Regions from separate parts of the Homo sapiens genome. Here all the other regions are linked to region 2. The links are chromatin contacts, found by Hi-C or POLR2A ChIA-PET in ENCODE. All regions are on one chromosome and are shown on one strand. The core of a region is the stretch at or near the end of the contact, and the rest is flanking DNA. Distances in the headings are between cores, read along the strand shown.

The links. Hi-C counts contacts between places; a loop is a spot of excess contacts on that map. ChIA-PET counts read pairs that join two places held with the same protein, here RNA polymerase II (POLR2A). Pooled maps may share reads with other maps.
Region 1: a pooled map shows a loop between it and region 2 (4-fold over the local background). The contact joins the enhancer-like site here to the promoter of SRSF8 in region 2. A Hi-C loop is called at or near these places in 4 of 50 pooled maps. POLR2A ChIA-PET finds 5 or more read pairs at or near these places in 5 of 52 experiments (B cell, CD4-positive, alpha-beta T cell, activated CD8-positive, alpha-beta T cell and 2 more).
Region 3: a pooled map shows a loop between it and region 2 (7-fold over the local background). The contact joins the promoter of MTMR2 here to the promoter of SRSF8 in region 2. A Hi-C loop is called at or near these places in 1 of 37 single-sample maps with no recorded cell type and 9 of 50 pooled maps. POLR2A ChIA-PET finds 5 or more read pairs at or near these places in 1 of 52 experiments (HEK293).

Annotation. Positions count from the first base shown.
Region 1 is chr11:95,685,852-95,690,078 of GRCh38, forward strand. No RefSeq gene overlaps it. Among named protein-coding and RNA genes, the nearest start is that of FAM76B, 100 kb to the right of the region's middle. Within about 2 kb of position 2,365, at least 2 of the 41 ENCODE cell types and tissues checked have a DNase peak (open chromatin) inside an H3K27ac peak, as active enhancers do; they include CD4-positive, alpha-beta T cell, where a contact is called at or near this core.
Region 2 is chr11:95,064,060-95,068,168 of GRCh38, forward strand. SRSF8 (serine and arginine rich splicing factor 8) reads left to right here and starts at 2,860. Exons shown (of 1, transcript NM_032102.4): 1 at 2,860-4,109. The coding sequence starts at 3,168. The coding sequence ends at 4,016. RefSeq lists enhancers at 2,684-3,441, 3,166-3,355, 3,936-4,045 and a silencer at 2,836-2,915.
Region 3 is chr11:95,921,157-95,925,690 of GRCh38, forward strand. It overlaps MTMR2 (myotubularin related protein 2), which reads right to left and starts at 2,951. Exons shown (of 15, transcript NM_016156.6): 1 at 2,719-2,951. The coding sequence starts at 2,798. RefSeq lists enhancers at 2,929-2,978, 3,039-3,168.

The DNA of each region.
Region 1 (4,227 bases), core at 1,115-3,614, 620 kb after region 2:
ATTAGTATTATTATTCAGAGTAAGTGTGGCCTTAAAGGTTGGAGAACTTGAGGATATAAAGTTTACATTGAGAAGCCAGGGAACACTGACAAATCCAAGTCCATCCAGACAATATTGCTTATCTACTCTCTGTGACACTGATGCTCAGAAGAGGAAGCTACAACAATTTATCTGAGCATGCAGACATATAGTAAAGATGCATCTTCCATAAACTGAAAAATGTACACTACTTTTTTTATGTGTTCAGCCATATAACATCATAATTATCCCATTTCTGGTTCAATGCTCAATGGAAAATTATAATGTTTTATGAATAATTGAAGCTGACTGAATCATGTACATTTTTATCAGGGCTAATTCTGATGTTTCATACCAAGGTTTGGCATCAAAAGGCTAAATATAGTTGGAAAAAGAATTATTAATTCACATCTCATAAGAAAAACTGCAAGTAGAAGATGAGTATTTTGAAGATGTTTTCACTGTCGGTGGTGGAGAAATCAGAGGAAGAGTAAGTTGTACTCACATGAGAATACATCTCATACACCATTAAAGTACAGAAACATTTTCTATCATATAAATGCTCCTATTATATTAAAATAAGTTATTGCGTAACTATTGCACCTATAAAAGGGACACCCGAAGTATCTGAAGTCAATTCTAAAGTCAGTTATATAAGTAACAGGCAAATCTGGAAATATGGAATCCAGAATAAATGAGGCTACTTTGGAAAATGGGGGTGAAATTTTATCCCAACTATTATGGAACCCACTAATCTCAGCTGGGCTTGTGGGTTCCTGGAATGATGATTACATTTCCTAGTCGTCTTTGCAGATATGTGCAACCTTACAACCAAGTTCTGGCCAAAGAAGTAGTGTGTACAACTTTGGAACAGTGTTTAAAAAGGGAAAAGGCATGATTTTCTCCTTTCTTTTCTTCTTTCTCTTAACTGATATGGATAATAACCGGAGCTTCAACAAGCATCTTGGACCATATACAACACCCCCAAGGGATGGCAGAGAAGAAAACTGGAGGAAACTTGTTCATATCCCTCTTGGATGCTGATCTCCAGTTTTTACATGAGACAACAAAAAGTTCTGATTTAAGCTGCCATATTTGGGTTTTCTTCCACAAGACACTGAACCCAATTCTAATAAATACAAGGGGAAAAGTAAAACTGTCTCATGTTCCTGACCTGAGCTTTGGAGGATGTCAATTTCTAAGAAAGTGTTTCTTGGATGATACATTCAAAAATTAATAATCAACTCATGGAAATAAGCCAAGTACTAGAAAGTTGGAGATTCAAATAAATCATTTCTTTATCTCTGGGACACACAGGGGCTGGGACAGATTCTGTAAGATGCTGCAGAAAGTCACATCTTGTGGGCCAAACTGTTTAGATTCTTCCTACTGTGATTTCTTCCAACTCTCCATATTTATTTCCCTGCTTTTCTCCTTGAGCAGTTAGCAAAATTTTGTTTTGTTTTGCCAGGGACAAAATTAAAAGAAGGACAAGAGCCTCCTGACACTGGCATACCTGTGTGAGGGTGACAGTAGAAATAAGCAAGAAACCCCTAAATGAGTAATTCCCACCCCTGCTACACGAACAACACCTTCTTAGAACGAATATTTTGTGATCATCCCTTTGCTATACTAAAATAAAATTCAAAAATAATATAACCTATCTGCACATAAGAAGAAATCAATATAAGTATTAAACTATATTATAAAAGAAAAAATAAAAGGAAAATAGTTGATGATAATGGTCTTTCATAAGTAAATGCTCAAGTATGATCATGCTAGAAGACAAAAGTGCCCCCACATTTTCAAAATGCTCCCCAGGGAATGTATAGTATGCAATGCCCTATACGATATGGCATTTTCCTACCTTGGAAAGTGATAAAACTTCAGGGTCAGAATGATGTCTCTTCCTTCTCTACAAGAGCCTCTCCTTCCAAGGACGACCTTAAAGTTCTTGGTTTTATTTTCTTAAGAAACATAACATTTTCTTACAGCAGTGTTACTTCAAATGTGTTCTGTAGCAAGTGAATTTCCTGTGAACAGGTGTTATGTTAAAGAAAAATTGTACTCTAATTGTTTAAGAAATATTAGTTCCAAATTAAATATTTTGTCTTGCTTTATGACATTTCAGAGTCTTGAAGTTGTCACCGTGCATTGACAATCTAACTCCCAAAAGTATTTTATCACAGAATCCTTTTCCACTGGGTCCATGGAAGAAACCTAGAAAACACTACCTTACATCCTGCCAAGGAGTGCATCAACACAGACAAGAGAGGCTTTTTGGAGGATCACAAATCTACTTCTGAAAGACAGTCTTTAGTTGACTAATTGATTTTGCATGAAAGTGGCCATGTAAAGCTGACCTGGAAGTCATGAATTTCACCACATCTCACTTAACTGTCATGACAGAAAGGCAAATGGGTAGAAACAATCTGACATCAGAGGTGTTTCCAGAAAAGCACAATTTTAATGTTGCTAGTGGTACTGACACATATTTGAGCTCATATTTTACATCACATGGATCTATAGCTATTTTAACAAGACGTTACAGATTTTATCTGTTCATAATATTGACAATGAGGCATTAGAAAAGGATATATGTTGATCAATATCTTTAAAGCGCATATTTTTCTAGTAGCTTCAATAATATTTACCATGTCTGAAATTTCTATTTAGTATAGTGACATTTTTACAATCACTGTTTTATGTCATCCACACAACCCTTCAATGAGCTATCATTAGTCCCATCTTTCAGATAAAGAACCTGTATCTCAGTGTGGGTAAGTGCCAACGTCATAGAATTTTTTAGTTGCAGAACTTGGACATAGCCTACGTCTATCCTGCCCTGCAGCCCATGTTTATTCCACTGCCTCCCTTAATCAAGGGAAAATTTTTAGAATGTTTTCCATTAAAAAAAATCAGTTACAGCAATTACAAGTTAACCATCAGTTATCAGGAAAACAGCCATCCACAGATACCCAGAATCACTCATTCCTTGAGGGTACGATAGCCCATGGTTTCATGTACATATTTGAATTGACAAACCTCCTCTGAACTGCTGAAAAGTTTACGAGGTCTAAAATACCATCATGTTTTTCTTCCTCCCTCATCGTCACCTGGTTTAAACTTCAAGGTGTGTTCTTTGAAAAACACTTGTTTCCAGTGACTCATTTTGAAATCACTGATTTCATCTTCCTTGTTCTTTGCAAAGCCAGGAAAAGAGATCAAGACCACATTGTTTTCACCTTCAAAAACACTTGCCCTGTAACCGGAAGAGTCCAGAACTGTTTTTGTTAATTCGTTGAATAATGTGTTCTTGTTTCATCTTTTCACAAGAGCAGAAATCCACTCTCAGAATAGGGCTCCCTGCTTGCCATCTGCTTATCCACCAGCAATTTTCAACCAACCTGTTTGGAAAGGATTCACTTATGCAGTCAACACATTTATTGAGCATCTACTTTGTACCAGACACTGTTCTACATTCTGAGAATACAGAAATGAGATAGATGCAACATTTTGTCCTTAGAGTTTTTACTTTAATGAGAGAGATATAATGAAAAACATACAAATAAAAATGATTATTCTAGATAGTGAAAACACTCATGAAGAAAAATTTAAAAGGGTGGCATAGCATAGAGTGAGTCAGGTGAAAGATTTCTTTAGATTGGGTGGTCAGGGACAGCTTTCTGAGGAGGAAACATTTGAGCTGAGATTAGAATGTTAATGAGACAGCAATGACAGGATTTGGAGGAAGAGTCCCAGAAGAGCCTTAAGATGAGAACAAAATTGGTGGGGATGAGGAATGGAAAGGAGGCAGATGCAGCTGGAAAGGGATAAGGGAAGAGAAAACAGTTGATGAGGTCAGAGATGCTATTAGGGCCCAGCACCTGTGGTAGAGAATTTTAATTTTATCCCAACTGCAGTGAAAAGACATTAAAGAATTTTGAGGCTGCTGTTTAGAGAGCTGATTACATATTGGCAAAAATGGAGCAGAAAGACCAGTTAGGGGCAACTGCAGTAGTTCAGGTGAGAAATTACAATGCCTGGACTAGGTAGTCCACGAAGATGGGAGGAAGTAAATGTCTTTCATGATAGAACAGCCAGCATGTGCTCATAAATTGCACGAAAAAAAATGGGACTGGATTGTTATGCTAGTGACATTTTCTGAATTCAGGAAGACTAGGAGAGAATAGATTTGGGAGAGGGATG
Region 2 (4,109 bases), core at 1,610-4,109:
CATAAATATAGTACAGTATAGTAAATACATTTTCTCCTCCTTATGATTTTCTTAAAAACATTTTCTTTTCTCTAGTTTTCTTTACTGTAAGAATCCAGTATTTAGTACATGTCACATACAAAATCTGTGTTAATCAACCGTTGATATCTGTAAGACTTCCAGTCAACAGCAGGCTCTTAGTAGTTCAGTTTTGGGAGGAGTCAAAAGTATTTGAGGAGTTTCAACTGCACAGGGATTCAGCACCCTGAATCCCCTCATTGTTCCAGGGTCAACTGTACATGTATCTGTGTCTGGTCTCAGTATCTGTGCTTAGAGGTACTGTTGATATCAGCTCAAATATTACAGTTTGATAAGGGAGAAGTCTTTTTTTTGTTTTAAGGCATCATTTTGGGGGTTGTCATTTAAATATTTGACTCTAACAGTGCTAGCTCTACCGCCTTGAACAAGTGACTTAATGTCTCAATGACTCAGTTCTGTCATCTGAAAATTAGAGGTATGAATCTTCTTATAGGTCATAAGAATTAAATGATTTATTGTACCAAGAGTAAACCGAACAGTGTTTGCCATGTTATAGTCACCAGGTATGTTAGCTATTTTAAATAATATTTTACTATTAGAAATAAAGAGGGACTTCTGTTCATCAAAAGATATGAAAAAAAGAGAGAAATGACAAACCAAGGAGTGTGAACTGATATTGTATTACTCATATCCAGCAAAGAGCTGATATCCATTATATATAAAGAGCTAGTGCAGAGAACGCCAACCCAATAGAAAAATGGACAAAATACATAATAGGCAGCTTATGAGTAAGAATACCCAAATGGCCAATGAACGTGAAAAAATTACTCACTCTCATTTGCAGTTAGGGAAATGAATTTTTTTTTTTTAAGTTTTAAGTGACAAAATCTCACTGTGTCACCCCAGGCTGTTGTGTGGGGACGAAATCACAGGTAAAACAAATCTTAATGCCCTCACCTAACTGGCTAAAACTAAAAAGTCTGATATTCACCAAAGGTTTGCAAAAGTGAAGAGCACTGAGCACCCTCATACACAGCTATCCTGTGTGTAAATTGATAAAAACTGTTGAAAAACAATCAGGCATGGTAAAGTTTGAATTCACATACAGTTGTCCCTTGATATTCTGCAGGTGGATGGGGTTTGGTCCTTAGTAACCCCTGAGGATTCTGAGGATTTTCAAGTCCATATATAAAATGGCTTGGTATGAGCATGTAACCTATACGTATTTTCCAACATACTTTAAGTCATCTCTAGATTACTTACATTATGATGAAAATGCTATGTAAATAATTGTTTACTGTATTATGTTCTATTTATTTTTATTGTTTTTTTTTTCTGAATAATTTCTACCCACAGTTGGCTGAATTCACTGATGCTGAAGCCAGAGGTTACAGTGGGCTGCCTGTATTCTGTGACAAGGGATCCATTCATACCTAAGAGGACACATGAGCTCCAGTATACATGTCCAAGCATGTTCTGAGCAACACTGTAAGAGGCCAAAAGTGGAAACAACCCAAGTGCCCATCAACAGCACAAACATTTATACCATTGAATGCCTTACGGCAAGGTAACAGGATCAAGTACAGCTACATGGAACACATAGATGAGGGAAATAAAACACAAAATACATTAAAATATAAAAAGCACAATTCTATGTATATAAGGTTACATAACATTTTCAAAATCAGCAACGTTTTAATTAATTTAATTAATTTAGAATTCTCCTGCAGAGGAGTTTTCTCTCTTTTCTCCAATGTGTTAATTTATTTAATCATTTATTTACAACAGCACAGATTAATATTTATTTTATATTTTGGAATATGATATAGTAGTATTTTAGTTTGTTCCTTAAATTGTTCAAGATTTGGCCATTGGGAGCTGTTTTATTGGTTTTTGTACCCCTCTAAAATTACCCCATCAATGCTTTTGTTTGTTTTCTATTTATCACATCCTTATTTTCCAGCACTCCAAGATGCTCTAGGCCCTTTCTGTATATTTCCTTTCCAGATTTAGAAACTGTATTTCTTCATCAGTATTGCTAGATTGTTTTTTTCTTTAAAAGTGTTAGATTTCAGTTTTATTAATCATCTTTTTAAAAAAACATATTGTCCCTTTTATTTGTAATTCTATTTTTATTTTAATGTTTTATTTTTTGTTTTGGTTTTGTTTTACTAATTGCTTGACTTCAACATAAAAAAAGTTTTAGAAATGTGGTTATTAATTTTCAAGTAAATATGATTGGATTCAGGTTTTTTATTTTTAACCTTCAATATTATTTCACTGAGGTCCAGATGTGCTGAATTTATTGACCTATTAAATTTTAATTGACATTTATTTTGTAGTCTTGTATTGGGAAATTCTTCTGTTTTCTATATATTTTTGGTTGTTGCAGGTTATATGATCAAAATTGTTGTTTGTTGTGCAAATTATTATAGCATTACTAGTTTTGTTCTCTGCACTATTGATTTCTGAGAAAACGGTGTTACGGGGAAAAAACAAACTTCCATCATGAGTGCAGATTTTTCAGTTTTACCTTATAACTCTCAGTCTTGGCTATGTGTCACTGTTATGTGTTTAGGTGCGTTAAGTTCATCACTGTAATGTTTTCCTAGTGAATTTTCTTTTCAATAACTATGAAATGTGCTCCTTTGATCCTATCAATACACTGGATATTAATATTGTTGCCCTAGGTTTCTTTTGTTTAATATTTGTCTGGATTGCCTGTTCCCATAAATTGACCTTTAATCAGTTAGCTTTGTTCTTAAGATTGGTTTAAAACGTAGAATAATAGGGAGGAGCATGGGAGGGTGGGACGTCTAATGTAAATCCAGCCCAGTGATTACATTAGCTGGGCGCTGATTAGGTTAGGATGTTGCCCAGGTACAAGGCCAGGATCTTCGGGGCCTGGCTTCATTTGGAGTTCAGCTACCAAAAGGAAACCTTCCTCTGGGTCCTGGAGTATTTGGCCTGAAATTGGGAACTCGGAAGTTGCTGCTCCAGGGCGCTCCCTGCGGAGCTCCGCCGCCCGCCTCTCCGCCCGGCCTTTCCCGGCGTCCCCACGCGGGGCGCAACCGCGAGAAAGAAACGCAGGTCGCACCGTCAGCGCCCAGAGCAGCGCCAGTTTCCGGGCCCGGGCTGCTCTCGGAGCCATGAGCTGCGGCCGCCCCCCTCCCGACGTGGACGGCATGATCACCCTCAAGGTGGACAACCTGACCTACCGCACCTCTCCCGACAGCTTGAGGCGCGTGTTCGAGAAGTACGGGCGCGTGGGCGACGTGTACATCCCGCGGGAGCCCCACACCAAGGCGCCCCGGGGCTTCGCTTTCGTCCGCTTTCACGACCGGCGCGACGCCCAAGACGCCGAGGCCGCCATGGACGGGGCGGAGCTGGACGGACGCGAGCTGCGGGTGCAGGTGGCGCGCTATGGCCGCCGGGACCTGCCCCGCAGCCGCCAGGGAGAGCCACGCGGCAGGTCCAGAGGCGGCGGCTACGGACGGCGGAGCCGCAGCTACGGGCGGCGGAGCCGCAGCCCCAGGCGGCGACACCGCAGCCGATCCCGGGGTCCCAGCTGCTCCAGGTCCCGCAGCCGATCTCGCTATAGGGGTTCTCGCTATAGCCGGTCTCCCTACAGCCGATCTCCTTACAGCCGGTCGCGCTACAGCCGCTCTCCCTACAGCAGATCTCGCTACAGGGAATCTCGCTACGGCGGATCTCACTACAGCTCATCTGGTTACAGTAACTCTCGCTACAGCCGATATCACAGCAGCCGGTCTCACTCGAAGTCTGGGTCCTCCACTAGCTCTCGCTCTGCATCAACCTCCAAATCGAGCTCTGCGCGACGATCCAAGTCCTCCTCGGTCTCCAGGTCTCGCTCGCGGTCCAGGTCTTCATCTATGACCAGGAGTCCTCCCCGGGTATCCAAGAGGAAATCCAAGTCAAGGTCGCGATCCAAGAGGCCCCCCAAGTCTCCTGAAGAGGAAGGACAGATGTCCTCTTAAGAAAATGATGCATCAGGAAGCAACGTGATGGAGGACTTGGGGGAAAAGGATCACATACTCAGTCTATGGAAGCAACGTCCCTGGAAGAAGAGG
Region 3 (4,534 bases), core at 1,701-4,200, 860 kb after region 2:
ACAAGGAGCATACATAATTTTTTCTATAAATAATTTTCTTTGTAGCTAAACTCAGCAGAAATTTATGTTAATGCATGTGTGAAAAACATTCTGTGACACATTTAACAATATTAACTATTATTCTGCCAGAGATATCAAAACAAATTCCAAAGGCAGTTTCCCAATTAGGCCTCTGTATAAAAACAGAAAGCATAAAAATAAACTACAATTTAAGGGAATCATTTCTGCAAAAACTGAGATAATATAGGCCAAACAGCAATAATTTTGCTTTGTCAAAGGCTAATGAAACAAAAGAAATAACTTAAACAATCTAGATAGACACTTAACATAGCTATGAGACCAAAGCAGGCCACACTGGCAATGTATTAGAGTCACCTGCGATGAAGTGTTAGCCTAGATTGTTTAAAATTAAGCTTTCTAACTAGTGTCTATAATGTATCTATTACATACTGTTGATTAAGGAGAGTGCCACAAACAGGTATGATGATTAATGAAATAAAAGATACATAGAATTTAGCAGGGAAACTTCCATACAGTAGACATTAAGTAAATGTTACTTTTCTACCTTCCAGAGGAGAGTAATGAAAGCTGGCATTCTCTTATGGAAAATAGGAATCATACTTATATTTTTGTCCAGAGAGGATTAGGCTAATCTACTATATCACAATTCTCTCGAGGAGTACTTAATTTTCTCAAATTTGTCAGTAACATAATTTTTTATAGAGAAGTTCATATACATATATAATCTTTATACTTGCTGGGCTTTCTGTTTTAGGAAATAAATATGTTCAAGTGGCACCGTTAGGTATATTAGTTTGTAATAATAAAGGACACTTATTTCGTGTAATTGCAAAAATCCAAAACAAAGGTTATTTGCAAAGGAATTATCTTTAAAATTAATATCAATGCATTCATCTTAGTATTGTCATTAAAATTTTAAAAATGACAATGTTAGAGTTCCAAGGGACCTTACAGATTTTCTAGATCAAGCTTCTTATTTTAAAAGATGAGAAAACTGTAGACTAGAAAGTCTAAATGAAAAGACCAAAGAGCTAGCTCAGCCAGAGACTTCAGCATGGGAGCTTCCTAACTTCCAGTACTTCCTTCTTTCTAACATACTGTGCTGCTTCATGTGGTTCTAACTTCTCTGCCTTGGATGAGAGTACTGGTTGCCTCTTATGCTATTCTGAGGCATAGTTGTCATTTGTAACTTTCCCATAAAATTCGAATTTTCCAACCTGTTTTCTGAATGAATTACACAACTGAACATGTTAATCCTCAGCTTTCCAAATTTCAAAGCAATAAATACAGAATTCAAAAAATACTTGATTCAAACGTGCAATATATATAATCAAACTGCAAAGAAAAATCCTCCTTTCCTGGATAATTCAGGCTACAAATTCGAAAAAAAAAAAACCATTTAGTGAGCACCTATCACATGCTGAGACTATGTTAAGTGCTGGAGATATGAAGATGATTAAGATTGCCCTCAAGTATAATAGCTTATAACCTGGTAGAAAAGGCACTTTAAGCCAACAATTATAGTGTGCTTATTAAAGACTCTGAAAAACGACTGTGCAGGGAGCTATGAGTGCATATGGCAATGTAGAATGACGGGATCAGACAGTGGTTCCCCAGTGAGGTGCTGAACATCAACAGGAAAAAAGGCAATAACTACCCATATTTAGCAGAATCCAAAATGAATTATAATAGAGCCACTTCAACTGATTGAAGGAGAAAATGAAAATTGTGTGTTTTCACACAGCAGTTATCGAATCACTCTCTAATAACAATTAGACTATTATTCAGTGGAAAAGAACCAGATTTCATCGTGGCTGCATAAAAAGCAAATACAGGTCTTATATTATTTTTTAAAAAATTTTTAAATCATTATTTTAAAATCAAAGAAAAAGACTGCATCCAAAACGCGTCTAGTTAATATTCATAAAAGCTCTCTGCAAAGCTGCATAAAGTCCTCCTCAAAATTCCAGGATAAAATTCCCATCTGTTACAAGAGAAATGACAACGTGGAGAACCAGTAGCCCAAGAAGGAAGAAAACTACCACTCATTTTGTTTTCTTAAACCTATCACTGGGGATAAAAACCACTCAGATTCCTTGATACTGACTTTCAGCTGGAAGATTTAGAAAAGAGAAGCACAGGAGACATTTTTATTTACATATTTAAGCAAAAAGGGAGGCGAGAAGAAAATCAGAGTGTAGAGAAAAGCATGAAAGAAATTAAGAAGGTGAAGCCATGAAAAGAGAGAAAAGGGCTGGGCAAGAACCCAAAAACCAAAGACATAAGAAGGGGTGGAGGAGGAAAGACTGACTTTAGGATGGTTTTGGAAAAAGTGACAGAGAAAGACAGGAAATGTGGGGAAAAGAATGGGGGCGGGGGGAACTGTCTTAAAAAAGGTTTGAGAGGGAATGAAAGACAGGAGAAAGTAATTAACTGGGACCACCTCCATCGGGGAGAAAACGAGATCGGAATATGAAAGGTAGAGGAATCGATAAAGAAGCAGCGAGTTTTAACCTCCTTTTCCTCAGCCTCCACGCCCCAGGGAGGGAGGCAGAAGTGGTTCCCAAGTCCCGGGGAAGGAATTCCGGCGTAGCCTTCAGAAACCAGAATCCGCGAATTGGGGCAACAATCCAGCAGGTCCCCGGCCCCTCTCCATCCCCTTCGGACGCTGGGCGGGGCCCTGGGCGTCCTGGTTACCTGGACAAGGAGTCCACGCTGGGCGGCCGAGCCGCCGCCGGCTGGGAGCCAAGACTCTCGCAGCTCGAGCTCTTCTCCATCGCGCGGCAGGGGCAGCACAGGGAAAGGCTGAAGCAGTCTTCGCGGCTACAGGGCGGGAGAAGCGGAGGGCGGAGTGCTACGGACCGGGGCCGCAGTCAGGCCAGCGCCGGCCCGGGAGGGAGACCGGAAGCGGCCATGTTCCCCCAGAGTGCACCGCGCCTGTAGGCTGCTGGGCAGCGGGAAGACCCCACTGCGCAGCTCAGACGCCGGCATCGACTCTCCGTGCTGGCTGTGTCCGGCCGCGCGACATCTGGTCTTGGGGAAAGGGAGGTGGCGGCTCCCAGGGTGAGGGGGTCTGGTGAAGCGGGAGGGATGAAGGACCAGACCCTTATGGAAGGAGGAGAAATCCTAGGTGTAAGAGGAATGAGGGAACACTAAACATGAGGGTCTCAGGAAGGCGATAAGGACCTGAGGCCAGGAGGATGATTTAGACAGGAATGTGGGGGTCAAGGAAAACAAGAGGACCGGATAATGAGAGAAAAGTGAGAAAGAGGTATGGGAGAGGGATTGGGGAGGATCTGATATACATGCAAAAAGAATTATATACTACTGGATGCGGTGGTGTTGGATTACCCAAGTAGAAGACAAACTTTCACCGATTTTTCCCTGCCCTTTCAAATTCCCGTGCCTAGCAGGAAGGGAGTGTGGAGGAATAGAACTGTGATAAGAGAACAGGAACTGGGTAAAGGGGAAATGCTTCTGCTAGGATTTTTCTGTTAGGATACAGGAAAGCCATAAGGACACCATAAAGGGATTTTTCTGATTGAGATTGAATCCTAATCATCTCATGTATGGGGTGTAAAATTATGCAAAGATTATTCCTGTAAAAAAAAAATCAGACCATCCTTAAAAAACTTCCTTGCTAGGATAAATTGAATTATATTGATTTAAACTAGATTTAATTTATAATGTACAACTGATGTCTTTTAAAAAACCTTATAGTTGCAGTGCAGTATTAACTTGCAAGTACATTCCCAAGAAGAACAACCTAGCTTAGTTATGTTCAGTGTAAGGTAGAATAGTTACTGATGAGTATGTGTTTAAGCACAAAAGGCTTAGCCTTTTTTGAGTTTGGCGAGGACAGACAGCGACCGATTGTTTTTATTTCCATAATTTTTAAGATACCTTAACTGGACTCTGTAGGCAAAGGGAGTAGGTAGTCAAAAACATTTTTTAACAAGCTTAAATATCTATCATGACTCATAGAAGAATTTCCTTATTTCTTCACCATCTCTACCTGCCTTCCAAAATGCTGACTCACTGTCAGCTACTTTGACTTAAATTTCCTTAGTGAAGGCTGATGAACCCTTGAATGGGAGACCTATGTACTTTCTTCCACCCAGTTCATTCGTAGCACTTTGTTAATAGAACCCTCGAAACCTTCTGCCTGATGTAACAATATGTGTATGGTTCTATCTAGTGATTAATAAAGAACAGTGTAGTAAAAGTGTAGAGACTTTGGAACCAGACAGATCTTCATCGGAATCCCGGTTCTGTCTCTACACTTGCTCTGTGCTGTGGTTAAGTTGTTTCACATCTCTAAAATGGGAATAAAATGGGAATAAAAATATCTACGTAATAGGTTGTTTTTCTCTGTGCAGAGTCGGTTGCACAGTACGGTCTCACTAAGTAGATTTATTATTACTTGTTTTTCCACTGAACTTACTGCTTGACTTCTAACCTGACTGGTAAAATGGTAACTTCTCAGAGTGAAAACACAAGCAAAGAATATCAG